Linked DNA regions of Homo sapiens: region 2 is linked to region 1. A link is a loop called in an ENCODE intact Hi-C map of the cell type or tissue named here. Cell type or tissue: IMR-90. All regions are shown on one strand. Each heading gives the region's core, and the rest is flanking DNA. Links, peaks and the distances in the headings are about the cores only. Region 1 overlaps DHX35 (DEAH-box helicase 35). Region 2 overlaps DHX35 (DEAH-box helicase 35).

Evidence for each region. A loop is a pair of places that touch in the nucleus more often than their neighbours do. Peaks named below come from ENCODE experiments on the same cell type or tissue, not always from the same donor. Only the 100,000 strongest peaks of a DNase experiment are listed, where the experiment ranks them.
Region 2: it touches region 1 in a loop (2.1-fold over the local background); 10 of 110 quality-filtered maps call a loop at or near these places.

The regions. Positions count from the first base shown.
Region 1 is chr20:39,029,676-39,045,423 of GRCh38, forward strand. It overlaps DHX35 (DEAH-box helicase 35), which reads left to right. Exons shown (of 22, transcript NM_021931.4): 20 at 1,029-1,100; 21 at 4,531-4,642; 22 at 8,824-10,046. The coding sequence ends at 8,868. Among named protein-coding and RNA genes, the nearest start is that of DHX35, 75 kb to the left of the region's middle. RefSeq lists a silencer at 12,937-13,137. In IMR-90, for the core only: no CTCF peak of the experiment used is centred there; DNase peaks (open chromatin) are centred at 6,556 and 7,446; H3K27ac peaks cover 2,714 bases.
Region 2 is chr20:38,978,820-38,994,567 of GRCh38, forward strand. DHX35 (DEAH-box helicase 35) reads left to right here. Exons shown (of 22, transcript NM_021931.4): 4 at 4,880-4,957; 5 at 9,994-10,098; 6 at 12,635-12,696; 7 at 13,537-13,606. Among named protein-coding and RNA genes, the nearest start is that of DHX35, 24 kb to the left of the region's middle. RefSeq lists an enhancer at 9,193-9,312. In IMR-90, for the core only: no CTCF peak of the experiment used is centred there; a DNase peak (open chromatin) is centred at 6,992.

The DNA of each region.
Region 1 (15,748 bases), core at 3,240-11,239:
CCTACTCTCCTGGAGAGTTAGCAATTTTGACTAGCGTTTGGAAAATTCTTTTATCAGTGTCCTTAGCAACAATGTGGGCTACCTAAGAGGTTCCAGGCTAATCATTCCTTTGAGACAACATTTAGTGTTGATCAGCTCACCACCCCCTGGTAGGACAGCCCAGGACCCCAGGACGCTGGCTTTATTACAATGCCGACGAGGCATTCCGTCACAGCACTTGAAGCACTTCCCCCAAGAAACAGATCATTCTACTGAGTTGGAATTGGAAGTACTATTTCAGAGAAATTAATAGTCCAGTATTGAGCTTTTTTTTTTTTTTTTGAGATGGAGTTTCGCTCTTGTTGCCCATGCTAGAGTGCAATGGGGTGATCTTGGCTCATCGCAACCTTTGCCTCCCAGTTTCAAGCGATTCTCCTGCCTCAGCCTCCGGAGTAGCTGGGATTACAGGCATGTGACACCACACCCAACTAATTTTGTATTTTTAGTAGAGACAGGGTTTCTCCATGTTGGCCAGGCTGGTCTTGAACTCCCGACCTCAAGTGATCTGCTCGCCTTGGCCTCCCAAAGTGCTGGGATTACAGGCATGAGCCACCATGCCTGGCTGTGAGCTTTCTTTTTTCATTATCGTTACGTCCCCCTATAGTCATTATCTTTAGTATTTAACTTTGCTTTTTAGATTATAGAAGAAATCACATGTATTATTTCCATTCCAAAGGAAATTGTTTTGAAAGAGCACCTGCAGAAGATACACATAAACATAGGCAGAGCATTTTATTCCTAAATGTTTTTTCTAAGTGTCCGCGTGTTGCTTTTCTCCTCTTCGCTTTTTCCACGTGATTTATTCTTGACTTCTGGGGTGGCAGCCAGGAGAGGGATCAAGAAAGGTTGCAAGAGAAGATGGAGATAATTGTTTTGCTTGTGACGAGTTCAGTCTGCATGCTTTTTTGGTAATATTAAAAATATCTGTGGGAAAGTCTTGCTATAAGTATTTAAAATGTGCTTCAGACAAAATTCTTCTATGTTCCAAGGACCATCCGTGATGACCATGAGCTGCACATACACCCTGCGTCAGTCCTCTATGCAGAGAAGCCGCCTCGCTGGTAAGCTCATCCTGCTGCTTAGCCTGTGCCTGCTTTGAACAGGGCCATGTTCTTGTTTTTCTCCTGTACATGTTTCTTGACATCGCCTCTAGAATTGCTGCTCTGGGCCGGGCGTGGTGGCTCACGCCTGTAATCCCAGCACTTTGGGAGGCCAATGTAGGCAGGTCACCTGAGGTCAGGAGTTCAAGACCAGCCTGGCCAACATGGTGAAACCTCATCTCTACTAAAAATACAAAAATTAGCCAGGCGTGATGGGCACGTCTGTAATCTGAGCTACTCGGGAGGCTGAGGCAGGAGAATTGCTTGAACCTGGGAGGCAGAGGTTGCAGTGAGCTGAGATCACACCACTGCACTCTAGCCTGGGTGACAGAGTGAGATTCCATGTCAAAAAAAAAAAAGAGAATTTCTGCTCTGGCAAAGAGCTTCTTAAGCAAACAGTGATATTTGTCTACTCACTCATCCACTCAGCAAACGTTCATTTTCAACCACTGACTGGATGCTTAGCCCTGCATGAGGCACAGCTATGCAGAGATGAATTGGGATCCCAGCTCACGGTTCTTTTTTTTTTTTTTTTTTGAGACAGAGTTTCGCTCTGTCGCCCAGGCTGGAGTGCAGTGACGGCGCTATCTTGGCTCACTGCAACCTCTGCCTCCCAGGTCCACGTGATTCTCCTGCCTCAGCCACCTGAGTAGCTGAGACTATAGATGTGTGCAATCACGCCTGGCTAATTTTTGTATTTTTAGTGGAGATGGGGTTTCACTGTGTTGGCCAGGCTGGTCTCCAACTCCTGACCTCAGGTGATCCACCCACCTCGGCCTCCCAAAGCTCTGGGATTACAGGCATGAGCCACTGTACCCGGCCCCAGCCCACAGTTTTGACATAGGGACAGACACAGAGTCAACTACCTTAGGGGAAGGGCTTTACTAGCAGCATGGATGAAGTGCTGGGCTCAGCACATCATGTGCCAGTGAGAGTCAGGGCAGGCTTCATGGAGGAGATAACATTCATTCTGAACCTGGAAACAAGAGTGTTCAGTCAGAAAGGACCCGGAGGGTATTCTAGGTAGAGAAGTAGCAGGGGCAGAGCCATGGAACATAAAGGAACCTCATGCGTTTGGGAAGTGGGGAATCATTGGTATGGGTGGCCCATGCAATGGTGCTGCTCTGTAACACTGCCTAGGAAGAAAGAGGTAAGCACAGAAGTCTAGAGTAGGCCTTTAGACATCTTTATAACATTTCAATGGTTAAGTTTATGTTTGTCCAATTTAATAATAAAAATTGGGGGCTTATATTTTTCTTGTTTACAATTTCATTTTTCTAGAATTCATTTATATTGTATTTTACCAATAAAAAGTACTGATTAAAAGTACTGATCAACCATGGATTGGATTTTGTTTTTTTGAGACAGTGTCTCACTCTGTGTTTTTGAGACAGTGTCTCAATCTGTTGCCCAGTGGTGTGATCTTGGCTCACTTCAATCTCCACCTTCGGGGTTCAAGTGATTCTCCTGCCTCAGCCTCCTGAGTAGCTGGGATTACAGGTGCATGCAACCATGCCCAGCTAATTTTTGTATTTTTAGTAGAGACGGGGTTTTGCCGTGTTGGCCAGGCTGGTCTCAAACTCCTGACCTCAGGTGATCTGCCCACCTCAGCCTCCCAAAGTGCTGGGATTACAGGCGTGAGCCACTGTGCCTGGCCCAGATTGGAAATTTTAAAGACGACAACAACTTGTCCTTCTCCAATTGGAAGATGGAGAAGCCCTGGGAAAAAGGGTGGGGTGTGTGTGAAGAGAGGGAGAGAAGATAGCGGTAGATTTGAAGGCAAGAAAGTCTGTGGTCAAACACTTTGTACCCTAGAATTGCAGCTTTCAAAATGTGGTCTCCAGCCCAGCATCAGTATCACCTGGAAACTTGTACGAAATGCAGCTTCTCAGGCCATGCCAAGTCCCATTCAATCAGAAACTGGACTAGGGCCTAGGACTCCATTTTAACAAGCCCTCCAGATGTTTCTTTTGGGCAGTAAAGTTTGAGTTCTGTTTCCCTAGACCAAGGAATCGGATTTATCCTGTAGCCACTGCAGACCTAGAAGTTGCTTAGGTTGAAAGCACCTTGGTCGGTTCTGGGTTTAGAAATGTTACCCAGTGACCACACTAATGTGGTCAGGATACGCACACTCGTGTGCAGGATAATTTGAAGAGTGCCCACGCCTGTCATCTCAGCACTTTTGAGAGGCTGAGGCCAGAGGATTGCTTGAGGTCAGGAGTTCAATACCAGCCTGGGTGCCATAGCCAGACCTCAACTCTCAAAAAAAAAATGAGCCAGGCATGGTGGCACGTGGCTGTAGTACTAGCTACTCAGGAGACTGAGACAGGAGGATCGCTTGAGCCCAGGAGATTCAGGCTTCAGTGAGCCATGATTGCACCACTGCACTCTAGCCTGGGTGACAGAGCGAGACCCTGCCTTTAAAAAATTTTTTTTTTTAAATCAAGAGAGATGCAAAACCTCAATTTTAGATCCTTTTTTTGCTGACTTTTGGGTGGTTAAATTTGGGAGTTGCTTAAAGGAGAAAGGCTTTTCTTTTTCTTGCTTCATTCCTAAGGAGCTCTGAAGGGCAAAGAAAGGTTGGGGAAATAGAGCCAGCCTGAAGCCATGCCATACCATTCAGGTGGCAAAGAAAGTGCCCCCCAGTCACGGCCTCTTTGCAGGGGGGGCCCTTCTTTTTCCTTTGATCAGCTGAGATTCACTTACTGGTTTTTGAGGGGTGGGGAACCACAGTATGGCTGGTATGTTTATAACATGGGAAGCCCTGAATTAACACTTTGGATGTTTCAGAAACTGATATCTACTCATATGCACACCTAAAATCAGGGGACTGGATGTTATGCTCTTGGCTCTTCGGTTGTCTATTACCTGAGCCTTAGAAACATTTTTTCCCTTAAATAAAGGTATAATTTATTTACAGTGCAAGATGAGTTTTGACAAATGTGTATACCCATGTAACCTGGACCCACATAAATTATACAATATTGTTATCATTTTAGAAAATTCCTTTGTGTCTCTTTACAGTCAGTTCCCAGCCTCTTTCAGAATCAGGCAAGTCTTTGCCTCCATTTCTGCATTTTCTAATAAAGTCATTAGGCTCAGTTCAGAGTTCTGTAAATGCAGATGAAGGATCCAGAAAGGTCCTTCGCGGATAACTGAGATGTTCCAGAAGTCATTGAGGATTTAGAGTCTCATCTGAAAAATGGACACACCATTACCCAGCACTTAGGTCTTGAGGCTGTGGTGAGCAACATAAATGCATGTGTTTAGCACAGTGTCTGGCACATAGAGTAGAACCTGTTAAAGGTTAAAGGAAACAGCATGTCTACCTGTGGTTCCTGACTGTCATCACAAGAGGGGGAAATTAGCTCATGTTTCTTTCTCATTTCAGGGTCATCTATAACGAAGTTATACAGACCTCCAAGTACTACATGAGAGATGTGACTGCCATTGAATCGGCCTGGCTGTTGGAGCTGGCTCCACACTTTTATCAACAAGGAACGGTAGGAATGAACTGAGTCTGTGCCCCAGCCACCTGTTCACAGCCTCTCCATGTTTTTAAATGTACTTTTTTTCTCCAATTTAATGCCCTATGTGTGTTCCCCCTAGGGGTGCATAGGGTGGAAAGGCCATTACCATATCCCCAAAACATTCTGGGAAAGCACTCTAGCGTTTAATTCATAGTGAAGTGCAATTAAAAATAAATCCCCCTAATCTCATAAGAAAAAAAAGGTATCGCTTTCTCGCTTTCTTTCTCCTTTTGCTCTTCCAAACTATTTTTTTTTTTTTTTTTGAGACAGTCTCACTCTGCCGCCCAGGCTGGAGTGCAGTGGCACGATCATGGCTCACTGCAAGCTCCGTTTCCCGGATTCAAGCAATTCTCCTGCCTTAGCCCCCATGTAGCTGGGATTACAGGTGTGTGCCACCACGTCTGGCTCATTTTTTTCTTTTTCTTTTTTCTTTTTTTTTTTTTTGTATTTTTAATAGAGACAACGGTTTCACCATGTTGGCCAGGCTGGTTACAAACTCCTGGCCTCAAGTGATCCACCCACCTCAGCCTCCCAAAGTGCTGGGATTACAGGTATGAGCCAGCAGGCCTGGCCTGAGCTAATTAAAAAAAATTTTTTTAGGGATGGGGTTTCACTATGTTGCCCAGGCTAGTCTCGAATAACTGGGCTCAAGTGGTGCTCCTGCCTTGGTCTCCCAAATTGCTGGGATTACAGGTGTGAGCCACCATGCCACCAGTTCGTTTTTTATTTTTATTTATTTATTTTTGGGACAGAGTCTTGCCCTGTCATCCTGGCTGGAATGCAGTGGCACAATCTCAGCTCACTGCAACCTCTGCTTCCCAGGTTCAAGTGATACTCCTGCCTCAGCCTCTCTAATAGCTGGGATTACAGGCGTGCGCCACCATGCCCGGCTAATTTTTGTATTTTTAGTAGAGACAGGGTTTTGCCATATTGGCCAGGCTGGTCTTGAACTCCTGACCTCTGGTGATCCGCCCGCCTTGGTCTCCCAAAGTGTTGGGATTACAGGTGTGAGCCACCACGCCCAGCTCCTTTTTTAAAAGGGTTACAGCCCTGTGCTGTTTGTGGCCTGAAAATACTTGCTTTACATATTTTGCCCAAGTTTACTGTTGTTTACAGCAGAAGAGAAAGTCTGAAACCTTTTTCTCCATTAGGGCCAGAATTGGACTACACAATGTTTCCAAAGCGATATTTGAATTGATTGCCACATTGAAAAATTGGGAGATTTCATATTAAACATGAATTTCTGGTTTCTCTTGAAAGACATGTTTAGTCTGGCAACACTAGGCTTGCGTTCCTACGTGGTGGCATCACAGGGGCTTAGGGGTGGCTGCCTGCTGTTAGTGACATCGCCAGGTGCCGTAGTCCCATGTCACTTGCTTACTTGCCTGCTGCACTCTTGGAGACATTTGAATTTGTGACCCTGTAAATGGAAGGATCTCCTCATCTCTCCTGCTCCAGCAAAGTCAAGGGACATTGCCCTCTCAAAATTTTATAATATTTAATTTTTATGTAATCAAACAAAAACCATTTCACACCTTTATAGTTCTTCACACATCCCAATTCAGATATTTCAGCTGGAAAGCAGATCAGCCTGCAGGGACTGATAAAAATGCAGTGTGTGTTGTCTTTGCTGAATTAGGTTGATAAGAATAAACCTGGTGAAAGAAAGGCTTTTCCTTCAAAACCTCTCAGGTGGAAAGCAGCAGACTTCAGGAGTCAAGAGAAGGGATCAGAAAGGTAAACTAGAGGTTGAAAGAGGAATGGTGCAGTGGTCAAAATGCCTGTTAAAGTAAGAAGATGCAGACAGCCAGAGAAGGATAAGCCTGAAATTGTCTTGGATTCATTTAGACTCTTGGAAACAGAATTAGCCCAGAAGCTGAGTCATTTTCCCTTCTCAGCTCAAAATTCCAGTTTCTTTAGGTCAAACCCACAAAGTTAAAGAGCAAATAGCTTCAGAAATTTGAAGAAAATAACAAGCCCAAATTTCTTCATTTGTCTCTTCTCTCCAAATGGCTTTTTTATTTTTAAGCTCATCACCTCCACTGTCATCGGAGTATTTTTAGAGAGGCTGGGACAGACCTTTAGAAATCACCTAGTGCGGCCGAGCACGGTGGCTCACGCCTGTAATCCCAGCACTTTGGGAGGCTGAGGTGGGTGGAACACATGAGGACAGGAGTTCGAGACCAGCCTGGCCAACATGGTGAAACCCCGTCTCTACTAAAAATACAAAAATTAGCCGGGCATGGTGGCATGTGCCTGTAATCCCAGCTACTTGGGAGGCTGAGGCAGGAGAATCACTTGAACCTAGGAGGTGGAGGCTGCAGTGAGCCGAGATCACACCACTGCACTCCAGCCTAGGCGACAGAGCAAGACTGTCCCCCCAAAAAAAAAAAAAAAAAAAAAAAAAAGAAATCACCTAATACAACAACCTCATTGTATAACGATGGTCCCCAAACCACAGAGAAACTTGTGTTGTTTCTTAACTGTATAGTCCAAGGGCACTTCTACTATTAACTTGTCCAAAGCAGATTGATTTCTCAAAGAACCTCCAGATCTACAGGGGTTGCCCATGTATGGTAGATGTTCCTTTACTGAACACAGTGCAGCACCTCACAACCTTCCACAGCCCACAGATCATTCACGGCTCTGTTCCTGGCACCTTTGGAGACTTTCCATCACCACTGTTTTTCGGAATGTTGCTCTCACCCTGTGTGGAGGCCTGAAATGGTTCAGAGTCAGCTTTGTTTATATTCAACATTCTTCCCAGAAAAAAGCACCAAAAATGGCCCCACAGGCACAATGGCGTCATCTCCCATCCCCAAGCTAAGGCCGTGGATATCTAACATTAGCTGTAGGGGTTATATCAGGTGACGTGTAGAGAGAGAATTCAGAGAAATTCAGCAAGACCTACAGCTAGACAGGGGAAGAACGGGGTGACCTATTCAGAGATTTGCCTTCTGGCTTTTAAATTATTTTTCCTTATTCTCAGAGATATCTTCATTATTAGGGAAAACCCTTTTAACGAGGCCTTTGCAAGAGCCTGTAGTAGTCCTCCCTCAGGTGTAAGCAGATGGAAAGTCTGAGTTCTTGTAGCTCATTTATACCCGGGTCCTGTTCGCTCTGTTGTCTCTCACGTCATACCTGGTGGTGCGCTGTGTCTTCGTTCACGCCCTCCATTTTTTCAGGGCCTGCAGTTCTCTCTGGGGGCGATGCGGCTTGATGTTGTGGGGCCATGTGGCTGTGCTAAGTAGTGGGCACACCAGCTCCGGAGCAGTCAGGGTGGGCATTCTCATGTGAGGCTCCCACTGTGTGTTAGTTGGCACGGCTTAGGGATCTCTTGGTTATTGATGATTAGTAATGGGCTGTCGGGTATATCCCAGTTGATGAGTGGAGGGAGGTCTTTCATTAAAAGCTTGTATTTACACACTCTGCCTCAAAGGCATATTTAAGGATTTCTGCCACTTTTGGCTTTGCTTTAGAATGTAAAAAATACTTCATTTTCCAATCCTATTATCTGATGCCTATGATTAGAATATTGTGCTTCGTGTTATTCATAATGGTAGAAAGTGACATTTCTGGGGAAAAAAAAAAGTGTCACTAGGAGGTGTCCTTTCTGTTTTCCCAGCAAGCTTGTACCCTCCATGTGGGCAGAGGCCATATCTTTATCTCCATCCTTGAGCATGGGTACCTGGTGTGTTGAGACGCTTGGTAAATTGACTTCCTTGGTCCTAAAGAGAGGATAATTTTTCTTGACTATTGTCAGGAACTTCTTGGAGATTTGAGATCACTTCCAGACTGAGCCCAGTCTCCTGAGCACAGTTGTCTGGCTGCGGTGCTGTCCTCTAGGCTGGGGCAGAGGGAGAGTCGTGTCTCAAAAAGAAAACCTTTCCTTGACAGCTTCCGCAGAGCCCTGTATAACCAGCTTCAGCCGCTGTGGCTTGGGCCTCGGGTTGCTGGCGGCTGAATTCAGGTCGGCTTCTTCATTGGCCACTTGGGCTTTTTCCTTCCAGGCTGTTTCATGAACAGCTCAGCATTTACTGGGAAGGTGTGGACCAGATGGAAGATTTGATGTGGTCATTCATATGGGGATTATGTTGCAGTCTGGTTTCTTTGTCTAATCAACCCCAACTGTAGTGTCTTCTCTTCTGTTGCAGCACCTGTCTCTGAAAGCCAAAAGGGCCAAGGTCCAGGACCCGTGAGAGGAGCCCACAGCTACAGCTGCAGGGACTGCTGGCGTCCTCTCCTCCATGCTGCTGCCCCTGGTCCCAGGTGGGGTGAGCTGGCACCAGCTCCTGTGGAATGTTTGGTTGCTCTGAAGTGGGCTGCGGCCTGTTCATTAGTCCTTTCTTCCCGCTGCCCACAGCATTTGCATCCTTGCTGGGATCCTGGAGGACTTTGTGCATGGGCAGGCATCCTTCTGTGCTGCAGCGGGCAGAGTGGGAGTTGGCTCACTCAGCACGCTCACTAACCCAGCATGCCACTTCCAGCAGGCATGCAGTCCTGGCCCAGCTCTATGGGAAACAAGGAGGAAAGTTAGCCACTGAAGGCCAAAACACCATGTGGGGTGGACAGAGGGTTTGCTGGGCTGGCTTTGCTTTCCCTGCTGGGGCCACAGCTGTGTTAACCAATGAGGTCTGCTGCCAGGTGTGAACAAGCATGTCTCTACGAATGAACGAAACATTGGGGATCTCTGCCGAAACCACCAAAGGGCATGTCTGATGGGCACAGGGTCTCCCAAACCCAGTGGCTTCTGTCTGTCCTCAGCCCTTGTCCCTGTTTATCTGCAGCCAGGAGACTTGCAAGGGATTGGTGATTGACAGAGAGGACTCGTGCGCTGTTTTGTGTTAGCAGAGGATTTGTGTTTCACAGGTAGGCTTAGCGTCCTCTCAGAGTGTAGTGCCAGGTCCTGGTGCCACGCTAGCTGAGCACTCAGGAGAGTTCATCAGCTCAGATCCCACAGGGCCTCCTCTTTAGCAGGAATTCACAACAGTTTGGATGCCCTAAACTTCTGTAGCTCAGGAACATCACTGGTGTATTTGTTTTTTTGTTTGTTTGCTTGGGTTCTTGCAAGAGCGCGTGGGGACAGTTCTTCCAGCAGGCACTGGTTTTGTTGCCCCAGGGCTGCTTTGCTGTGATGATGATTGCATTTCAACACATGCCAGATGCAGATTTTTTCCCCCTTACTGTTTCAATGACCTTTATTTTAAAAACACATAGCTTGAAAATTTATTTTTATACTGATATTAGTTTGGATGTGCCACTTTTGGCACCAAACGTGTATGTCATTTTTATTTCCATTTTATAAACATGTAAATAATAGTGATAACTTGTTAATAATAGTAAACCTTTATACCTAAAGTAAATGTCTTCCCTCCCACACCTGGTTTTCGTGTCTGTATGTTAAGATGTTCTAATGAATTGTTCGAAGTGAGGGCCTGACATTAGCTAAGAAACTTAATGCTGTGGCATACAGCAGCTTTGGGATCTCAGGGACACAGGAAGCCCCCTAAAGCAAGATGATGTGACTGAATGACCTCAAGACCTGATTAGAGTAAACTGTGGGACATTTAAAAGAAGTCCCAAAGAGGTGCTAATTCTTGCCAGTTTCCAGTTGGGATCTTCCTGTAGAGAGGTCAGAAACATTATTTTTCAAGTTTGGCTTTAGGACTGGGGCTGATCCTAAAAAGCTTATATGGCGGTGGAAGGGGAAAGGTACAGGTTTCACACCCTCGGGTTGGAGACCAGAGTCCACTGGGAGCCCGGACAATCTGGAGGGAGCACCCAGAGGCAAGCCCGTCCCTGCATGCTGCCTCTACCCCTGGGCGCCTGATCCTGAGCACATGCTTCCCCTCTGTCCCTCCACCTCTCAGAAGGCAGCCCTCCCCAGGCGACACCCCCCAGTGTTGTGTCCTGTGTTATGTCACAGTCTGTGATGGGTGGGACAGGTCCTTGCTGTCCGAAGCAACTACAAAATCCTGGGCCCATGGGGAGGCCCCTTTACAGTAGGGTTGGTTAAGGCTGGGACCACACAACTCACCAGGGAGTGGGGCCCGGCCTGGGCGAGAGAGATGAGAGCTTTTGACTTTGTCTGTTGCAGGTCTGTGTCCCTGTTCCCATTGTCAGCCCACAGATGTGACAGCAGGGCCTAGTACCTCACAGACTGTCCCCCAGTACTTCCACAGAATTAGTCCCCTCGGGCTCCACACAGGTCTTCAGATACTGCTAGTAAAATTCCCCACAGCATTGCTGTGTCTTCCCTTTGGAGCAAGTGAGAGGGCAGAGAGAAGCTGGCGCTGGAAAGCATGGAGGCGGTGGTGCCCTGTAGGCCCAGAGATGGCAGCTTTCTGTGTTGGTGGCTTGCAGAGACCCTGCCAGTTTTCTGCCATAGCTGGCTTCCCCGGGGGTTGGACATTGTCGTCACAGGGAGCCCCTGGTTCAGCCAGTGCGCTGCTCAGTCCAGCCAGCAAATGTTGAGCCCTCAGGCCATGTGCATGGCACAGGGATGAGGCGGAGACACTTGACAACAAGTAACCAGATGAGTGGACCAGGATGGAGCTGGGCGCACGAGAAGGACAGGGTGGCAGGAGATGGCAGAGGTCCAGTAGGGGTTGTTAAGGCCAGGGCTGTATCCACAGAGACTTCCCCACGACAAGATGCTTTCCTGGTGAAAGGACAGACCGCTCTCATGTTCTTCCCTGGCCATCCCCACATTGCTGAGCATTTCATGTGGGCCATGAACTTGGAGAGCTGCCTAGTGCCCCAGCTCCATGCTCCCATCTCCACTGTTTTGTCCTGGTGTCAGCACAGCCTACTGCCAGTGCTGCTCCAGCTTCATGGGCTGGGCCCTGCCATTCAGTGCTGGGTTGTCCCCAGCACCCCAGCCCTGCCCTCAGCTCTGTTTTCCAGGGCCCGGCGCTGACAGTGTGGCTGACATTTCTCCTAGCCTGAGCAAGAATGTCTGCCGCTGACCAGACAGAGGGTTGGGTGGCTGGGGGAGGGAGGCGCAGGCCAAGGGGCCTAAATCTGGAAAACCGCAAGACTCCGTCCTGGAGCCACAAGACTGGATGTCTGGCAGTGAGGCCTGGGAAGCTGTAAGTTGTAAAAGCCCCATCTCGGGTGGTTCTGATGAAGTGGTGGGCTTGGGAATCCTGGGGACAGGAGTTGAAGATGTGAAGACATGCAGCCCAATGGACAGATAGCCCCCAGCGGGGAGATCAGAGCTTCGAGATCAGAGCGTCAGGTCTGAGTGAAAGCTGATAAATTGTTTCTTCACAAGTGTGCTTAGACCCCAGCCCAATTCCCCTTACGTGTTTCCCCAGAACACAGATCTGTGGGGTTGGGATTCTTCCCCAGGCAGGTTGTGGCAGCAGGCATCAATGTCAGCTCACTATGAATTTTCCTGAGTCTTGCAAAAATGAGGAATGTGTAGTAATGAGCATTTTATAAAGCTTAAGTTTATTCTCTATAAAAGACCATCCTTTAGTGTTTTTTATTTTTTATTTTTATTTTTTGAGTCAGAGTCTTGCTCTGTCACCCAGGCTAGAGTGCAGTGGCATGATCTCGGCTCACTGCAACCTCCGCTTCCCGGGTTCAAGCGATTCTCCTGCCTCAGTCTCCCAAGTAGCTGGGATTACAGGCACCTGCCACCACACCCAGCTAATTTTTGTATTTTCAGTGGAGACAGGGTTTCATTGTGTTGGCCAGGCTGGTCTCAAACTCCTGACCTCAAGTGATCTGCCTGCTTTGGCCTCCCAAAGTGCTGGGATTACAGGCATGAGCCACCTTGCCCGGCCATCCTTTAGTCTTTTCTTGGTGCTAAGATGCTTTTAGGAAACAATGGTGATAGTAGATGGTGGTTTTATTTTTTAATGTTTTCTTTGGAAAAATAAAATGTCAACAGTCGTTCATCTATCACCCAATTAAAAACCAATTCAAAATGATGAAACAAAAACTGATGTAATCCTCAAGTCTGGGAACTACTGGGTTGTGGCTGAGTGGGCCGGGCAGGGCATCTGGCAGCATCAGCACCAAGATCATCATTCTGGGAAGTGGATCTGAACTGCCAAGCACCCACCTGGGTTTCAAGTGAACTTTGGCGCCGCTGGAGGACATTTCTATCCCCTGGAAGAATTCGAGTTGGCAAGTCTCAGCCCCATATCCCTTTTTCACCTCAAGATAAGATCAGGTATTTTCCACTCTCCAATGATTCATCTGAATTTTCTCCTCAGCCTTCTAATTTGTGATGAAACAGGATGATGGAACTCTGGATTTCTTGTCAGTTTAATCTGTTTTTTTTTTTCTTTTTTTCTGAGTCATTGGAACTGGAAATAGCCAATCAAATAATTGCACAAACAGCTGGCTACTGTGGATGACCAGGTGGAATTTGCGTGGCAGACGGTCTGGAGAGGGCTTGTCCCTGGGTCCTCACAGTCATTGCTCCCTCCAGCAAGCAAGGATGACACGTTGACGTCTCTGGTGAATCCTGGCAGTGTTCCCTTTTGCACTCTTGGGTGGCATTGGACTTGCTGGAACAGGGCGTCTCCTTGCCTGCTTAAGTGCGGCCAAAGAGATTCCCAGCGCAGCGTTCCCCCAGGCCCTCTGGCACACATGGCCACCGCTCCCACTTGTGGGTTCTCCTGAAGGCAATGAGCAGGCTAGGGAGGCTGGGAGGTTCACAAGGGAGGGGTGGTGCAGGCACAGGATTTAATACCCCAGGATCTCCATAGCCAGGTGAACGACCAGCACAGGCTACTGCCCATGGCTTCTTGACCATGGCCTCATCAGTGGCTCCAAGTATGAACGTCCTAGCCAGGTTCTTTGCTGGCCTCAGCCTGATGGGCGGACCCATATAGGACCCAAAGGTCGCCTGAGTTCCTTTCTGCGTCCCCACCACTGCCATCAGCCTCTACATCGCCCTGGACCCCAGGAGAGCAGGAGCTGGCTGATAAGGCCTTACCAGCTCACCCTCAGGCTGTTTATTTTAGCCTCGTTCTCTGGTTGCTTTTCTTCCCCGCATTTTAGGCTTGTTCTGTTTTCAAGTGCGGTCTTCAGTTTGCTTGGTGTCTGCTGTCCCTGTGTTTTCCCTTTGCTGTTGTTTTTTTGTTTTTCCTCATGGGTATGCCTCACCCCTTTAATCTCCACCTCTCTGACCTCTGCATTATTTTCCTTTTTACTGCGAAGTTTTAAAAAGAATGCAGTCGTGTTTATTTTTAATGCTCTTCAAAAGTATTTTTTCCTCGACATTTATGTTAACGTCTTGGTCTTTTTTGTACTCTGCTTGTTTGTCTAACTATTATTTTGGACATTTGTTGTCGTGGTTCTATAAATATTTTCTTCTGTGATCTTCTTTTGTTTCTTTTTGTTTTGTTTTGATACAGAGTCTCGCTCTGTCACCCAGGCTGGAGTGCAGTGGTGCAATATGGGCTCACTGCTGCCTCGGCCTCCTGGGCTCAAGTGATCCTCCCATCTCAGCCTCCCCGGTAGCTAGTAAAGACGGGGTTTCTTAATGTTGCACAGGCTGGTCTCGAACTCCTGAGCTCTAGTGATCCACCTACCTCGGCCTCCCAAAGTGCTGGGATTACAGGTGTGAGCCACTGTGTCTGGCCTTTTCTGTGATTTTCATCTTCTACTTTAGTGTATTAGTTTAAAACTCAACAGTTGACTTCCCATTTTATTTTACTTCCTTTGCCCCCCTTCTCTTCATTTCTTTTTTTTTTTTTTTTTTTGAGACAGAGTCTCGCTCTGTTGCCCAGGCTGGAGTGCAGTGGCATGATCTGGGCTCACTGCAAGCTCCGCCTCCCGGGTTCACGCCATTCTCCTGCCTCAGCCTCCTGAGTAGCTGGGACTACAGGCACCCGCCACCGTGCCTGCCTAATGTTTTGTATTTTTTAGTAGAGATGGGGTTTCACCGTGGTCTTGATCTCCTGACCTCGTGATCCGCCCGCCTTGGCCTCCCAAAGTGCTGGGATTACAGGCGTGAGCCACCGCACCCGGCCTCTTCATTTCTTATTATGCTTAATTTGCTTTAGTGGTTGGCAAAAGGCCTACCTGTAGGTGTGGGAGCTGGGGGAAGGTATTCCAAACAAAGGATTAAATGTCAGGAATGTACAAGGAGCTCCTATAAATCACCAGTGAAAAGACAACTCCAGCAGAAAAAAATGGGCACAGGGAATGGAAGGCAATGTATAGGGGCAGACCCAACACTCCACCAAACCACTGAAGAGATATTCAAAGTTAGTCATCAGGAAAACACAAGCTAAAGCAACAATTAGACATCACTCTGCACCAATGAGATTAGCAACACAGTGGAAAGGTGGCGGATGGAGATGCGGCGGCCTCTGTGCGCAGCTGGTACGGCAGTCCTGGAGAGCCACCTGGGACTACTCATGTGTGTTCCTGCCCCACAGCCCAGAAACTCTGCTTCTGGGGGTGTGTTCCCAACAAAATTCTCACCCGGGTCCTTAGGAGACACATGTAAGGATGCTTACTGGTGTGATGGATGGGGTGGGGACTAATGTCCATCCCTGGGAGGTGTGCAGGGACAATGTATTGGATGACACTGTGGATCAGTACAGAGCAGGTTCATAGAACACAGACCTGAGAAATAGCTGAGTGGAAGAATTAAGAAACTGCTGTAATCCCAGCACTTTGGGAGGCCGAGGTGGGCAAATCACAAGGTCAAGAGATTGAGACCATCCTGGCCAACATGGTGAAACCCTGTCTCTACTAAAAGTACAAAAACTAGCTGGATGTGGTGGTGTGCACCTGTAGTCCCAGCTACGCGGGAGGCTGAGGCAGGAGAATCACTTGAACCTGGGAGGCTGAGGTTGCAGTGAGCCAAGATCGTGCCACTGCACTCCAGCCTGGCGACAGGGCGAGAGTCTGTCTCAAAAAAAAAAAAAAAAAAAGAAAGAAAAAAAAAAAGAAACTGATGTGATAGTCCTGTTCACGGAGACTAAAACTACATGCACACAAAACCAATACGATTGCAAAAATATGTACAAACAAGATGTGCATCGCAAGTGTTGCCTGTGGGGGTGGGGGTAGGACACAAGGATTGGCAATAAAATAAAATGTAAA
Region 2 (15,748 bases), core at 2,980-10,979, 51 kb before region 1:
TTTGGTCCTTTCATTTAAGTCTTTTATCCATTTTGATTTGATTTTTATATGTGGTGAGAGTTAGGGAACTGGTTTCATTTTTCTGCGTGTGATTATCTAGTTTTCCCAGCACCATTTATTAAATAGATTGTCCTTTCCCTAAGATGTGTTCTTGGTGCTTTTGTTGAAAATCACTTGACTTTAAATGTGTGGATTTACTTCTGGATTTTCTGTTCTGTTCCATTGGTCTGTGTGTCTGTTTTTATGTGAGGACCATGCTGTTTTGTTTATAGCTTTGTAACGTTTTTTGAAGTCAGGTAATGCCTTCACACTTGGTCTTTTTTTTCACATAATGTATTGTTGGTTTTTTTTTCCAGTTCCATAGATGCTAGTATGTGAACATAATTTACCAATCCCCAATTGATAGACATTTAGGTTGTTTACAGTTTTGTATTATCACAATGATGCAGTGGAGTCAGTTTGCACATAAATCATTTTGCACACATATAGATATTTTTATAGAATAAATAAAATACTTATGGGGTTGCTGGCTCAAAACACATGTGCATTTGAATTGAATTATTTTAAGGAATTGCATTTTATTATAAACTTTTTAAAAATAGGAAATACATTTACATAGTACAAAATTCAAAAAGAACAAAGGAATAAATGGTGAAAAGTTAATCTCCTAAGCTTTGCTGTTGAAAATGACTAGATCATTGTAATAGATTGTATTATTGGTCCAAATATCTGCTACCCCTCTTATGGAGTATTCCCTTTTCTCCTAGCCACTCAGTTCCCCGTACCTGAGACAGTCACTGTTTCCAACTTATTGTGAAGCTAAATTTGGGCTATGATCTAGGAAAATTGGAATGGCTGAGGAACTAAAGGTTACAGCAAGGATACGGAGCAGGTTTTTCTCTCTTGTTAGATTTATATAGTACCTTTCCTTGGGAAAAAACAATGTGCAAAAGCACTGGATACTTAATAATTTTGAAATTCTACAAACTATATGTAGAACCTAGATGATTTTTTTTTTTTTTACTAGAGTTCTGTAAAAAAAAAAAACAAAAATAAGGGCTATGAACACAAGCTCTTCTTAAGTACAATTTTTATTAGTACTGTTATTGGTGGAGTTCTTCCTAATTCTGTCCTTTAGCCAGAAGCCCAGATTTGGTGATCCTTAAAAAGAGTGGAGAACTCAGATGGACTTCAGCTACGTTTTAGTGATCTCCCTCCGTGACTCTCCACTGCCTCTTGACGTTAGCACTACACCTGCTTTTTCAGTAGCTTTAAATTTCCACCTCTCAGCAATCATAAGCATGCCATAGAAGTCTGAATCACACAGGGTATTGAGGTGACTAGCTTTATGGACAGGCTTATTTTTATGGAAATTGTTTTTCTTTCACTTAACACTACTGCTAAGAGATTGGCTATGTGTGTTTGAAGTAGGATAATATGTTGTGTTCTGTTTATGTGTCATGACTTTGGTTTGCTGAGCTTGAAGTCCAGGATACAGATTTTTATTTGTTTCCTTGGACAAATTATGTGGCCTCTTTGTTTCCTCATCTGTGTATTGTTGATGATGATGTTACCTTCCTTATAGAATTTGTTTTGAGGATTAAATGGGTCAATGCATATAAGGCACTCAGTACAGTTCCTGGCACTTAATAAGGTACTCATTGACTCTTAGCTATTATTCTTATAGTTCTGTTTTTTTTTTTTTTGTATTTGTGTTGATTGGGGTGGTTGGTAGTATTTTGTATATGTATTTAATACAAGATAAACTTTATAGTTTTTATAGCAAAAACCCTACATTATCTTCAACCCTTTGTTTCTTACAGTCATTTTCTAAACTTTATTTTTAACTACTTTTAGACTAATAGAAAAATTGCAAAAAACAATACAGAATTCCCTTATACTCTTCACTACTAGTGCAGAGATCGAAAGCAGGCCATTAACATTGGTACAATAATAGTAATTAGACTATAGGCCTTATTTAAATCTCATCAGTTTTCTTACTAAGGTTCTTTTTTAGTTCTAGGATCCTACATTGCATTTAGTTGTTGTTTCTCCCTAATCTTTTCTAGGTTGTGCGAATTCCTCAATATGTCTTCATCTTTCATGAACTTGACACTTTAAAAGACTAATGGGATTTACTTTGTAGAATGTTCCTCAGTTTGGGTTTATGTCATGTTTTCTCATGATTAGAAGGAGCTTATGTATTTTTGGCAAGAATACTACAGAAATGATATTGTATCCTTAGTGCATCATTTCAAGGGTTCATAATGTTGATATGTCTTGTCACTGGTAATAGCAACTTTGGTCACTTGGTTAAGGTTCCAGCTTTTGCCTGTGAAACTACTGTCTTTCCCTTTTTAGTTGATATGTATCTTGGGGGACATATTTTCACACTGCAAATAGTCTACTTTTCTTCCAACTCTCACCTACTAAGTTTAGTATCCCCCTCAGTGGATCTTGTCTGTAGCAGTGATGATTTTCTTTTCTCCTCTTTCCCTCTATCTTTATTAAATGTAATTTTCTGTAAGGAAGAACTGTGCTTTCTTCCTCACTTATTTCTTAGATTATTTGCGTGTATCAATATGGATTCATAGATACTTATTTTTTTCTATGTGTTAAAGCCCAATACTGTCATTATTTATTGTGTTGCTCAGATTGTTTCATCTTTGAACATTAGAAGCTCCTTCATTTTGGCTCCTGTTTTCTTTCTAAAGCTTTCATTTTTTTGACCGCTTCCTTACTTTCTAGTACTACAAGATGTTTCAGGCTTGTCTTATATTTTTTCCTACACAAGCCCTGGTTCCTTTTATTGGAGAATGATGTTTAGAAATCATGATCTGGGGCCGGGCGTGGTGGCTCACACCTGTAATCCCAGCACTTTGGGCGGCCAAAGTGGGTGGATCACCTGAGGTCAGGAGTTTGAGACCAGCCTGGCCAACATGGCAAAACCTGGTCTCTACTAAAAATACAAAAAATTAGCCGGGCATGGTGTTGCATACTTGTAATCCCATCTACTAGGGAGGCTGAGGCAGGAGAATTGCTTAAACCCAGAAGTCGGAGGTTGCAGTGAGCCGAGATCACGCCATTGCACTCCAGCCTGGGCAACAGAGCGAGACTCTGTCTCAAAAAAAAAAAAAAAAAAAAGAAATCATGATCCGGATGCTAGAGTGCTCATTGCTACGAGATGTCATTGCTGAGTCTCAGTGAGCAGACTTAGGAAATATATGTATGAATATTAAGCCATACATTATAAAAACATCTAGCTATCTGTATCTGTCTATCCATCTATATTTTAAACACCATGAGTTTATGCAAATGCTTCTGATTCCAATCTAATACCATAGGGCTCTTTTGAGCCTTTCTTTATTTATAACTTCTCTGCAACAATGAGAAGCTTAGTCCTTATCATCTACAGTATATTTGTGGATTCATTAAAATAGTTTCAGAATTGCTAACTTGTAACCTTGTTTGGATATTTACTAACTAGATTACAGCATTTATGTACAGTTCTTTCTGTCTTTAGCCTTACAACATACAGTCAAGATATATTTTTCCATCATTCCTTAGGTAAGTTCTTTTCTTCTCCACCCCCTGCAGTGTGGTTATGTTATTCATTTGTAGTATAGAAAGGGTCATCTGTTAGTGTTTATATTTCCTTTAGGTTTCCCTCCACATCCTGGTTGGTTTTATTTGTCTTCTGGGTGTTTAAAAAGTATGTGAAACATGCATGGCTGTGATTCTCAGAGTCAGAGCTACACAAAAAGATCTATTGAGAGCATTGACACGCCCTCTTTATCCCTGTTCCCCTCCCTCCATTTCCCCTTCTTTCTACACCTTTCCCACCCATTCCCTGTAGACAACCATTTCTTAGTATCTATATTATCCTTCCTTTATTTCTTTTGAACACATGAGCAGGTACACGCAGTAACTTTTAAAATCTTTTTTCTATTGTAGAAGTAATACATGTTCATTGTAAAACTATTAGATGTTAGAAAAACATGTAACTGATAACCACTGTTATCCGTATTGGATTTTAAGTGCATATAATCAAATAAATACATAGATATTAAATAAGTAGGTAACTCAGATAAATACACTTAATCAAATTTTTTTTTTTTTTTTTTGAGACAGAATCTCTCTCTGTCACCCAGGCTGGAGTGCAGTGGCAGGATCTTGGCTCACTGCAACCTCCACCTCCCAGGTTCAAGCGATTCTCCTGCCTCAGCCTCCTGAGTAGTCACGATTACAGGCATGTGCCACCACACCCACCTACGTTTTTATATTTTTGGTAGAGACGGGGTTTCACCATGTTGGCCAGGCTGGTCTTGACGTCAAGTGATCTGCCTACCTCAGCCTCCCAAAGTGCTGGGATTACCGGCATGAGCCGCCGTGCCTGTTCAATCAAATTTTATATATGTGTACTAATCTAATGGTGTATAGTCATATATATAAAATCCAGTTGTTTTATTTAATATGGCTGAAATGTGTTGTGTGGTTGATATTTATGTTGAGCCATCTCTATATGTGCTTAAAAATTCTTTGTTCTACAGAGTTAGCACTGTTTTGAGTGACCTGTGGATAATTTTTTGTTCCCTGAGGCATCTGTAGTACATGGTGATTTTCCAGGACTGGGGTGTCAGAATGCTGGAATTGCGCCTTAGTTCTTCTGTTGATCAGCTTTGATGTGAACTTAAGTAAATCACCTAACATTACCAAGCCTCAGATCCTCCATCTGTAAAATAATTCCCAAAGTTCTGCTGGGACAAGAACTGTACTTTTTCCTTTCTTAGTGATTTTAACACAATACGGGAGCATCTTGGGGGAGATTGCTCTGCAAAAGTGGTATCATATGTATACTTAGATGTGATTTTGTTTGTAGTACCTTGCAGAAGCCGGCTGGACAGCTGAAGGAAGAGTGGTAGGAGTGACCCAGCCTCGAAGAGTGGCTGCTGTTACAGTGAGTTTCTTTTTGTGTTGGAAAGATTCTATCTGTGTTGTCTACATTTGTGATTTGTTTACATTTCCTAAAGGCTTTAAATGAATAGAAGTTGCTCCTTAAGAGTTTAGGTCTTCAGTTTTTATGTTTTTTTTATTTTTATTTTTTTCCTCAGACAGAGTCTCACTCTGTTGCCCAGGCTGGGGTGCAATGGAGCTATCTCAACTCACTGCAACCTCCGCCTCCTGGGTTCAAGCAATTCTCCTGCCTCAGCCTCCCGAGTAGCTGGGATTACAGGCATGTGCCACTACGCCTGGCTAATTTTTTTATATTTTTAGTAGAGACGGGGTTTCACCATGTTGGCCAGGCTGTTCTCAAACTCCTGATCTTGTGATCTGCCTGCCTCAGCCTCCCAAAATGCTGGGATTACAGGCATGAGCCACTGTGCCTGGCCAGGTCTTCTGTTTTAAAAGAATTATGATTTGAATATTTTTGTTAAATTGATCCTGCACATTATGAACGTTTTAAACAATAAAGTGCTGAGGAAATAAAAAAACAATATATTTTTAAAACCCCAAATTTCACCATCCAACATAAACAATGTGAACATTTGTGAACATCATTCCAAGCTTCTCCTAAAGATGAAGATGAATGGTTGACTGGCTGGATAGAAATAATTTTATAAAAATGAGATCATATTTAATATTTATTTTTTATTGAATTTAACAAAATAGGAAACTTTAGTGAAATAGGAGTAGCGACTGTACTTTGGATAAATGTTCACCGCAAGATAATTTATTAAAGCTTGAAAAGTAAGAAAAAAGAGTACAAAAAAATTCAAGATGTTACCTATATTTCAAATTACGCCTTATAGTTTCCTGTTATGAAAGAAGAGGAAATTAGCACATGTATTCTTCTTTCCACCTTCCCTTTCTCCATTTGTTGTAGATACAGTCCTGTCATTTTCATTTCAAGATTTATAATATACATGTTCTTAATCATAATTCTCACAGGTGTTTAACCTTAATTCTAGCTTGAATGGATTCATTACTCATCATTAGTTATTTTCTATGGTTTTGCTAACCTTGAATTGCTTGTTTTGCTTTTATTTCTTGTATTGGCTGAATTTTATCATTCAGCTTTTTTTTTTTTTTAATATGCTTGAGAATGTTCAGTTGTGGTTTTTGTTGATATAAAATTCTTGATTCACACTGTCCCTGCAAACTGCAGACTTTGCTCACTGCCTTTTGGCGTTGAGGATCACTGTGTAGAAGTCTGAGCCACCATAAGTTTTTTGTTGATAGTATGTTTGAATTCTTTTGTTGTTTTTAAATTAGCTCTGAGAGATTGGGTGTGGTGGCTAATGCCTGTATTCCCAGCACATTGGGAGGCCGAGGCAAGAGGATTGCTTGAGCCTAGGAGTTTGAGAACAGCCTGGGCAACATAGCAAGACCCTGTCTCTACAAAACAATTTTTAAAAAAATTAGCTGGGCATGCTGGCACCTGCCTGTGGTCCCAGCTACTTCGGAGGCTGAGCCAGAAGGATCTCTTGAGCCCAGGAGTTAAGGTTGCGGTGAGTTATGATCGTGTCATTGTACTCCAACCTTTACCCTATCTCCAAAAAAAAAAAAAAAAAAAAAGGCTTAAAGAAAAGGAAGTAGGGCCTTTAGTTTGTGGCCTTTACCTGGACAAACAATTAATTCTATTTCCCCAAGTTATTTTTGTTCTGTACTGAGTTTTAATTATTGTGTCGTTGTTTTGCCCAAAGTTCATTTTCTAATGGTGTTCAATTAAGAAGTTATACAGTTTTAGAAGTTATGTGTGTGTGTGTGTTGTGTTTTTGTATGAAAATGGGGCTAACAGTTTGGAAACCAAGTTGCAAATGCTGCTGGAGTTAATCTTTTTTGTCACTAAAAGATGACTCAGTTACCTAAAATTAGAACAATTTTTCCTGTTTGTGGTTTGGAATCCCAGCTCTTAATCAGTTTGCATCTTAGTTCCAAATTTGTAGCCATGGATAACTTCCATGAAACCACAGCTTTCTCTTGAAAGAGCAAAGAGCATGTAATATATTAATAGAGCTGTCAAGTTTGAAATGCTACATCTCAGAAAGTACTTTATGTGCAGACTAAAATCTGCAAACAATCTCAGAGCCTAAAAACAGATTGCATAAGCTGTTGCTTGATCTCTGTGAGAGGCAATTAGTAGTGAGTATGCTTGTTGAACTCATGTGGTCTGGGTTTGACTTCAAGACCAGGTAGGTCCTCCCTGACCTGTGATTCAGAATAAGCTCTAACACCTGTCTTATTTCAGTTTCCTCATTTGTAAATACAACAGTGTCTCGTCTACCTCATGGGCTGTGTGTCTATTTAATGAGATACAAATTTGTGAAAGCTTAGAGCACAGCACTTGCCAGTAGTAGGTGCTCAGTGATTTTTTTTTTTTTTTTGGTCTTTTACCTCCCTTTCCTTTTGGTCTGTCAAAAAGATAGTATTTGTCCAGTCTAGTTGATGAGGTTATTGGGAGCAGAACTAAAGTGATAGAGATAAAAATCTATTAAAAAGCCAAGAGAATATAACCTTGTGTGATTATAAATAATAAAAATTTAAAAATAGAGTTTGAAAATAAAAATACATACTTTTTATAGCAAATGTATTCAAATAGTGAAGGAGTAAGAATAAACAGGTTTGGCTTTTACCTTATAGACCCATAAAATGATTATATTTTTACAGAGATTTGTTAATTTATGCTCATTTTTTTAAATTTAAAATTTTTGTGGGTACATCGTAGGTGTATATATATTTATGTATGCTCATTCTTATAAGCCTATTTTCTCCATAAGTTCCTAGTATCTCTATGCACACATTCTCTACCTGTACCATATTCTGAGATTTATAATATAACGACATGTAGGGTTGAAATTGGAACAGTAACAATAACAAATCTGTCCTGGTGAAATGCTGGTCATTGGGAAATACAACCACCAGAGGCAGAGCAATGTAGGATAACTTTCTGGTTTCATAAGACGTTTTGAAAGCCTACATGATATAGACCAGCTGCCAGATGATTGATTTGGTTTTGGCCTCCCCATTCTATAATTTCAAGTCACCAGGCAGAGCTGCTTCTGATCCTCATCTGCTCTTCAGTGTCTTAAACACTGATGGGCAGGAAACGCCTGGGTGTGCCTAGCTCAGAAGCTGAGGGCAGGGAGCCTCTGCCCTCCTGAGCCTGGGGCTGCTGGGGTGGAAAGGCTGGAGCAGTAAGCTCTGTCTCAGGACACCACATGTGCCAGCCATGTTCTAAAGTCAGGACTTGGGAACTGCGTGGGTGCTGGGGAGGTTGTCTCACCTGTGAAAGAGGGAGACTGAACTCCTTCCTTCTGTGGGGATTGGTGTGCTGGGCCCTGGGAAATCTCTATTAATATTGCTTCCCTTTGGTTCTTTTCATTTAGGTAGTTTATGTGGTGGTGAATACTAAACTTTCTTTTCTTTCTTTTTTTGTTTTTTGACACAGTCTCTTTGTCACCGAGGCTGGAGTGTAGTGGTGTGACCTCGGCTCATTGCAACCTCCACCTCCCCGGGTTCAAGTGATTCTCCTGCCTCAGCCTCCTGCGAGTAGCTGGGATTACAGGCGCATGCCACCATGCCCAACTAACTTTTTGTATTTTTAGTAGAGATGGGGTTTCACCATGTCGGCCAGGCTGGTCTTGAACTCCTGACCTCAGGTGATTTGCCTCCCAAAGTGCTGGGATTGTAGGTGTGAACCACCGCGTCCGGTCCTATTTTCTTTTAAATTAAACTAAATGATATTCATTATTGCTCTTCCACTTTTATGCTTGTTCATTCTTTTAAATATTTTCTATTAATAAGTTAACTTTTGAATAGCCTTCTTGGGGGAATGCAGAGATCTTGCTGTTGGATTCATTTTTCTCTTTCCTGCATTCATTTTTTATTTGTTATGTTTTGATGGATGAAATTTTGTCTATAGTTTATGGTCTTCATAATGTATTACATATTTTGTCTTTCACTTTATTATGCTACCTTGGATTTTTTATTGATCTTCTCATCCACTCATCTGCCCCCTTTGTTTTAAACCTGAGTTTGTCTGTATTTCCCCTCTCAGTGGCTTTGGCAGCTGGGACACAGTTGTGAACTGTTTCAGGTATCTCATTCTTGAAACTTAGCTTTTTGCCTTCGATGAGAAAATGAAACTGGCCCAGCTTTGAATATGGTAATTCCTGTTCTGCCTTCATGGTCCCGGGGGATGGGTTTTCTTTTCGAGCGTGGAGATGAAAAGTTGTCCCTGGTTAGTGTGCCCTTTGTTTAGGAACAGGGTGAATCTTGTCATTTCTTTTACTTTCCTTTTTGCTTTGGCCACCAAATTTAGAGCTGAATTTGTGGCTCAACTTGAATAATTTTGGCATATCTATGTTTAACATTTTCTCATTGGCTTTGATCTTTTGAAATTTTTTCTGTAATTTTTTGGATCTTGATCCGTAACATTTTTATGTGATTTTGTTTTTCATTGTGTATGTTCTTATAAGTTGCCCCAAGACCATTATAGAATGAAGTGAGATACATAAGTTAATAATTGGCTGGGTGTGGTGGCTCACGCCTGTAATCCCTGTACTTTGAGAGGCTGAGGCGGGCAAATTGCTTGAGGTCAGGAGTTTAAGACCAGCCTGGCCAACATGGCGAAACCCCATCTCCACTAAAAATACAAAAATTAGCTGGGCCTGGTGGCGCTTGCCTGTAATCCCAGCTACTTAGGAGGTTGAGGCAGGAGGATTGCTTGAACTTGGGAGGTGGAGGTTGCAGTGAGCCGAGATTGTGCCACTGCCCTCCAGCCTGGGTGACAGAGTGAGACTCTGTCTCAATAATAATAATAATAAAAATTGCAAAAGTTATTATGCTTGTTCTCTAATAACTTGTCTCTTTTCATTTTTCATTGTGTTCACATACTATTTAAAATATAAATGACCTTTAGATTTTCCATAGTATGTGCGCTGTGCAGTAATTTCTATGTCTCTATTTTCAGCATGATCTTTCTTCCCAAAGGTTGCAGGGAGAGTAGCTGAAGAAAGGGGTGCAGTGCTGGGCCACGAGGTGGGCTACTGCATCCGCTTTGATGACTGCACCGACCAGCTGGCCACGAGAATTAAGGTAAAGTGCTCAAGCTGCTTTTCCTAGTGGAAATAAGGAAGAAGGTTATTTTGGGAGAATTAAAAACATGTAGTCCTTGCTGCTGTACAGGACATTGATACCATGGCAGAAAGTGAAGAAAAGTATCCTGACATTCAGAGACTTTAGTCAGCTAGGAGACAGAGAGCTCTTCCTTTTTTCTTTTTTTTTTTTTTTTTTGAGACAGAGTCTCTCTCTGTCACCCAGGCTGGAGTGCGGTGGCACGATCTCTGCTTGCTGCAAGCTCCGCCTCCTGGGTTCACGCCATTCTCCTTCCTCAGCCTCCCGAGTAGCTGGGACTACAGGCGACCGTCACCACACCCGGCTAAGTTTTTTTTTTTTTTTTTTTTTTGTATTTTTAGTAGAGACGGGGTTTCACTGTGTTAGCCAGGATGGTCTCAATCTCCTGACTCGTGATCCACCTGCCTCAGCCTCCCAAAGTGCTGGGATTACAGGCGTGAGCCACTGTGCCCGGCCGACACAGGGCTCTTTCAAAGAGTCCTGCAATCTTATCCCAGAAAGGAGCTTGGAAGTCAGGTTTAGTCCTTGATTCCAAAGATGAAGAGGTTAAGGGCTTGGAAGGTTGAATGACTTGCCTGATATTATATGCCAATCAGTGATAGGACCAAGACTCAAAGCTGTCTTTTCTTATGTGTATTTTATTGTATTTTCACTGACTCAAATAGCAATCGAAATATAGAAACAAGCCTGTAAAAGGCTTAAAAATAGAGTAGTATAAGTTGATGAAGTGTAGAATTCATGAATGTTGTTTCACTAATTAGTACTTTTCCATTTTCATATGAAAATGGATTTTACATGTGTGTTCTTTGGCCTTGTTGCTAATGTTAAAATAATTAGTATCAATAGTAATCAGTGTATAATCAACTCAACAGGGTGTGTACTACCTACCACCGTGCTAGAATCAAAGTCTAATCAGACAGTGCAATAAAACAGTGAATGAAAATAATCTGATGAAATGAAAATTGATTATTAGAATCTCAGTTACCTCTTAATTTGCAACAGAGGAAAATTGAAAATCAGATGAGCTGAATGACCAATGTAGTGATTTGTAAAAATGTAGACCTTATTTTCCAGATTGCCATATTTTGTTATATTCATTTTGCTAGGTGAAGGGAATATTTTTCTGTACCATCAAATATATTTGAACTAGCTAATTTTCAGTGGTTTGCATAACCATGAAAACCTTTGAGCCGTCCATAAAAACCTTTTGTATTCCATTTGGTCACAATTTCAAGGTGCTCAGTTCTCGACTGGTGATTTGTCATTGGTGGAAGTTCTCACTACGTATGTATGTGGCAGCTAGTACCAGGTCCAAGAAAAATATGATGGCAATGCATCCTGCTCTTAAAACAAAAAAAGTAAAAAACACCTAAGATACAGCATGCAAGGGAGATGGTTTAACCTGAAAACAAATTCAGTACGTTAAGAAGGCTGTTACTGTATGTGTCTGAAGCATTTTATAAAGATTCATTAATCTGAAATAATATTAGCTGACTTTTCTTAAACACTACTCTGTCCTAGGTCCTATGCTAAACGCTTTACATGTACAGTCAGTCCTCTGCATCCTGCGGGTTCTGCATCTGTGGATTCAACCAACCTTGAATTGCTAATATTACAAAATAAAAATAAAAAATAATGTAAATTTAAAAAAATACAGTATAACAACTATTTACATAACATTTACATTGTTTTAGTCATTCTAAATAATCTAGAGATGATTTAAAATATATGGGAGGGTATGCATAGGTTACATGCAAATACTATGCCATCTTATATAATGGACTTGAGCATCTGCAGATTTTGGTGTGGGTTGGGGGGGTTTCTAGAACCAACCCCACAAGGATACCGAGGAACTACTATACTATCTTATTTATTTTTCACATTAACTTGGTGAGGTAAATACTTTGATTACCTCATTTTACAAATGAGCAATCAGGGACAGAGAAGATGAGTAACTTGTCCAAGGTTCACACAGCTTAGTAAGAGGTAGAGCCAGGATCTGAACTCCCAGCAGTCTGACACCATAGCCCATGTGCTTAACCATGATCCTATCTAGAGTCTGTAAAATAATATTAATTGAAGTTTAAGTTAATAACCTCAAGAACTGCAATCTATAGTCTTTGGGACATTTGAAGAGCAATTATCTTACACTTAGGGTGTTTCTTTGGGCAGATACCAGTTAGTCTTCACTGCCTCTTTATCGATAGTACTGGTGGTGCAAGCCCAGAGGAAATGGGGCATAGCTGATGTTCCCATAATAAAGGCAAGTGAAATTCTGCTCAAAGATTTGCAACTCCAGCTGAGGACCCTGTGTTTAAAGCCTTTTGTGAACAATTACATTGCTTGATAACGAAAATATGGGGGCATTTTCTCACAGTCCTTTGTGGGAATTTACTTGTACACATGCTGGCAAAGAGGTTGCACTTGAACTTAAAAAATACCATTAATATGTAGTGTAAGTGAATTATTTCTAAAGCTTTGTGTTTTTATTTTTTAGTTTCTTACTGATGGAATGCTGGTCAGGGAAATGATGGTTGATCCGTTGTTAACAAAATATAGGTAAATGTGTTTTTCTTATGATAGCTTTCCTAGTTTCCAAAGTCCCCAGGTAGACGGAGAAGCAGGTGTGTTAGTAGCTGGGATTCACGTCTGTGTTCAGCTGCCCCAAAGCTTTTCTCTTGACCTTGGCTGTTGGGACCCTTGGTGTTTTTCTCAGAATTTAAATAGTATGGCCCTTTACAGACACTCAAAAATGGGCACATTAAAATTCCTATCATTACTTAGTCTGGTGACTTGTCCTTTTTATTTTGCCTTGTCACACTCCAGTATTGATGGTGACTGCAGAGAACTAACTGCCCTGTGTTAAATGTAATATACAGAGTCCAAATAATTTTTTATCACTTCCCCCTCTTTGTCTATCTGTCTGTCACTCACAGCATTAAAGCTGTCCTACCTAGGCTCTGGTGTTCTCGAGGAGAGTGTCACATTTGACCCCCTGGCCCACGTGTGTCACAACTGTAGTCAGCTACCTCTTTGACTGTTGTTATAGCTTAACAGTCTTCAGATGGTTGGGCTTTGTTCTGATTTTTATGTGTTCTGTGGGGTTATAGGTTGGTTATGTTTTCATTTAAAATCAGATATTAAATTCTGTTGGAATTCAGTGTGGATGGTAAAACGCTTAAAGATAACAATAGTACACTTTTTAAAATTCAGGTATGTTAATGTCACCGTTTTTATTAACCTAAGAATTGCCTCATTGTCAAAGAAGAGTGACTTAGGTTTACTTTTGATGCAAAGTGATTGTATGAGGACTAAATACCCAGAAGCTCTTTGATGGTCTAGATGAGATGATGTGTGGCTTTTTTAGAGGCTCACTGAGAGCTTCTCTTTGATTCTTAGTGTCATCATGCTGGATGAAGCCCACGAGAGGACCTTGTACACTGACATTGCCATTGGCTTGCTAAAAAAGGTATGACTTCACTGCCAGCTTTTCATTGTGTGTGTTTATTTTATTGCCTAATTACAAAAGCAACTGTAGCAACTTGGAAAGTACAACAAAATACCAAGGAAGAAAATTAAAATCATCCATAATCCTACCCATTCAGAGAATATCAGTGGTAGAATGTTGGTATATTTTCTTCTCTTTTCTGTGTGTGTGTGTGTGTGTGTGAGTGAGTGTGTGTGTACTTGGATCTGTTTTGGCATACTAGGGATTGATTGAATTATATATACTAATTTGTATCTTGCATATTTCCCTTAACATTACATTAGGATCATTTTTCTGTGTCATTTAAATATTCTCTGAAGATATTATTTTTAATGGCTATTTAATCACATCTCTATCATAAAGTATTTAACTTCCCCTACTGTTAGCAATTTATATGGCTTGCAGATTTTAAATATTATAAATACTGTTGTAGCAAGCACCCTTGTAATTGAATCTGCTGCATTTCTGTTTATTTTCTTTAACTTTTTATTATTAAGGTTTCATACATATCCCAAAGAAGTGTATAATGACCCCCATGTACCCTTCATCTGGCTTCAACAATTACAACTCACAGCCAATCTTGTTTCAATCTTAACCTCCACTCTCTCCTCCCTTCCCATATTTTCTGATTGTTTTCTTTGGACAGATTCCCAATTAGAGTCTAGAAAGAAGTGGTAGAACAGGGTGATTAAGAGCATAGGCATTGAGTCAGACTACCTGGGTTCAAATTCTGGCTTTGCTGAGTTTACTCATCTCTAAAATGGGGAAAATAGTAGTCTCTATATCTGTGCTGGTATACTTTCCTTTATGGTAGCCACTAGCCACCTGTAGCTATTGAGATAAAAGTTAATTAAAATAGAAGAAAGTAAAAAAATTCAGGTTCTCAGTCACGTTGGCTATTTTTCTTTTCTTCTCTCTTTTTTTTCTTTTTTTGAGACGGAGTTTTGCCCTTGTTGCCCAGGCGGGAATACAATGGCGTGATCTTGGCTCACCGCAACCTCTGCCTCCCAGGTTCAAGCGATTCTTCTGCCTCAGCCTTCCCGAGTAGCTGGGATTACAGGCATTTGCCACCATGCCTGGCTAATTTTGTATTTTTAGTAGAGATGGGGTTTGGTTCCTCCATGTTAGTCAGGCTGGTCTTGAACTCCCAACCTCAGGTGATCTGCCTGCCTCGGCCTCCCAAAGTGTTGGGATTACAGGCGTGAGCCACTGTGCCCGGCCACATTGGCTATTTTTCTTTTCTTTTTTTTTTTTTTTCACGTTGGCTATTTTTCAAGGGCTCTATAGCCACAGGTGGCTAGTGGCTTATGCATCGGACAGTACAAATAAGGAAAGTTTTCATCATTGCAGAGAGTTCTTTTAGACATAGGTACTGTATATTGTGATTTGTTATGAAGCTTAAGTAAGATAGCAAAAAACTTTTAGGTTGGTGCCTGGCATAGGGTCACAGCTAGACTGTGAGGTTCTTTTGTGCAAATTAGAAAAAGATGTTCCCTCTGGGAGGATGTCTAGAGCTAGGTGGGAGGCAGGTGGACCGGATTGCTGAAGCCCCTAGCCCCCTCAGCCAGGCATCTTTGCACAGTGGGTACACTGTGTACCTGTATGCAGGGCCTCTGGGCTAGCACATAAGTTAGTCTGTATTAGTTGTTATTATTATTATTTTCATTGTTATTTTATTCCATTGCCAAAGATTTAGATTTTTTGATACTTTAAGGGAATTATTGTACCATGTTATTACCTTTTTCAGGAACGGTATAATAAGAGGGCCGATTTCACTGAATCTTTGCCAACACTGAGTATTAGCCTTAAAAAAATAAATCCTTGCCAATGGGATAGATGGGGAAAAAAAAATCTCATTGTTATTATATATCTTAGCTGTAGCTCATTTGGTCACTTCTCCAATGCCTGTTGATTATGTGTTTCTTTGAGTAACTGTTAATATCTTTTATCTCTTTTTTTTTTGCCATATTTCTGTCTTGGTGTTATCATTTATTGTTTGTTTGCTTTTAATATACTTTTTCATACATAGATTCAAACTATCTTGAGACCCAGGTGTCAGGAAAAAATGGTTTTATTCTCAGTAAATTCAAATTTGGGTCTTAAAGCTTCTTTATAGTTTTTATA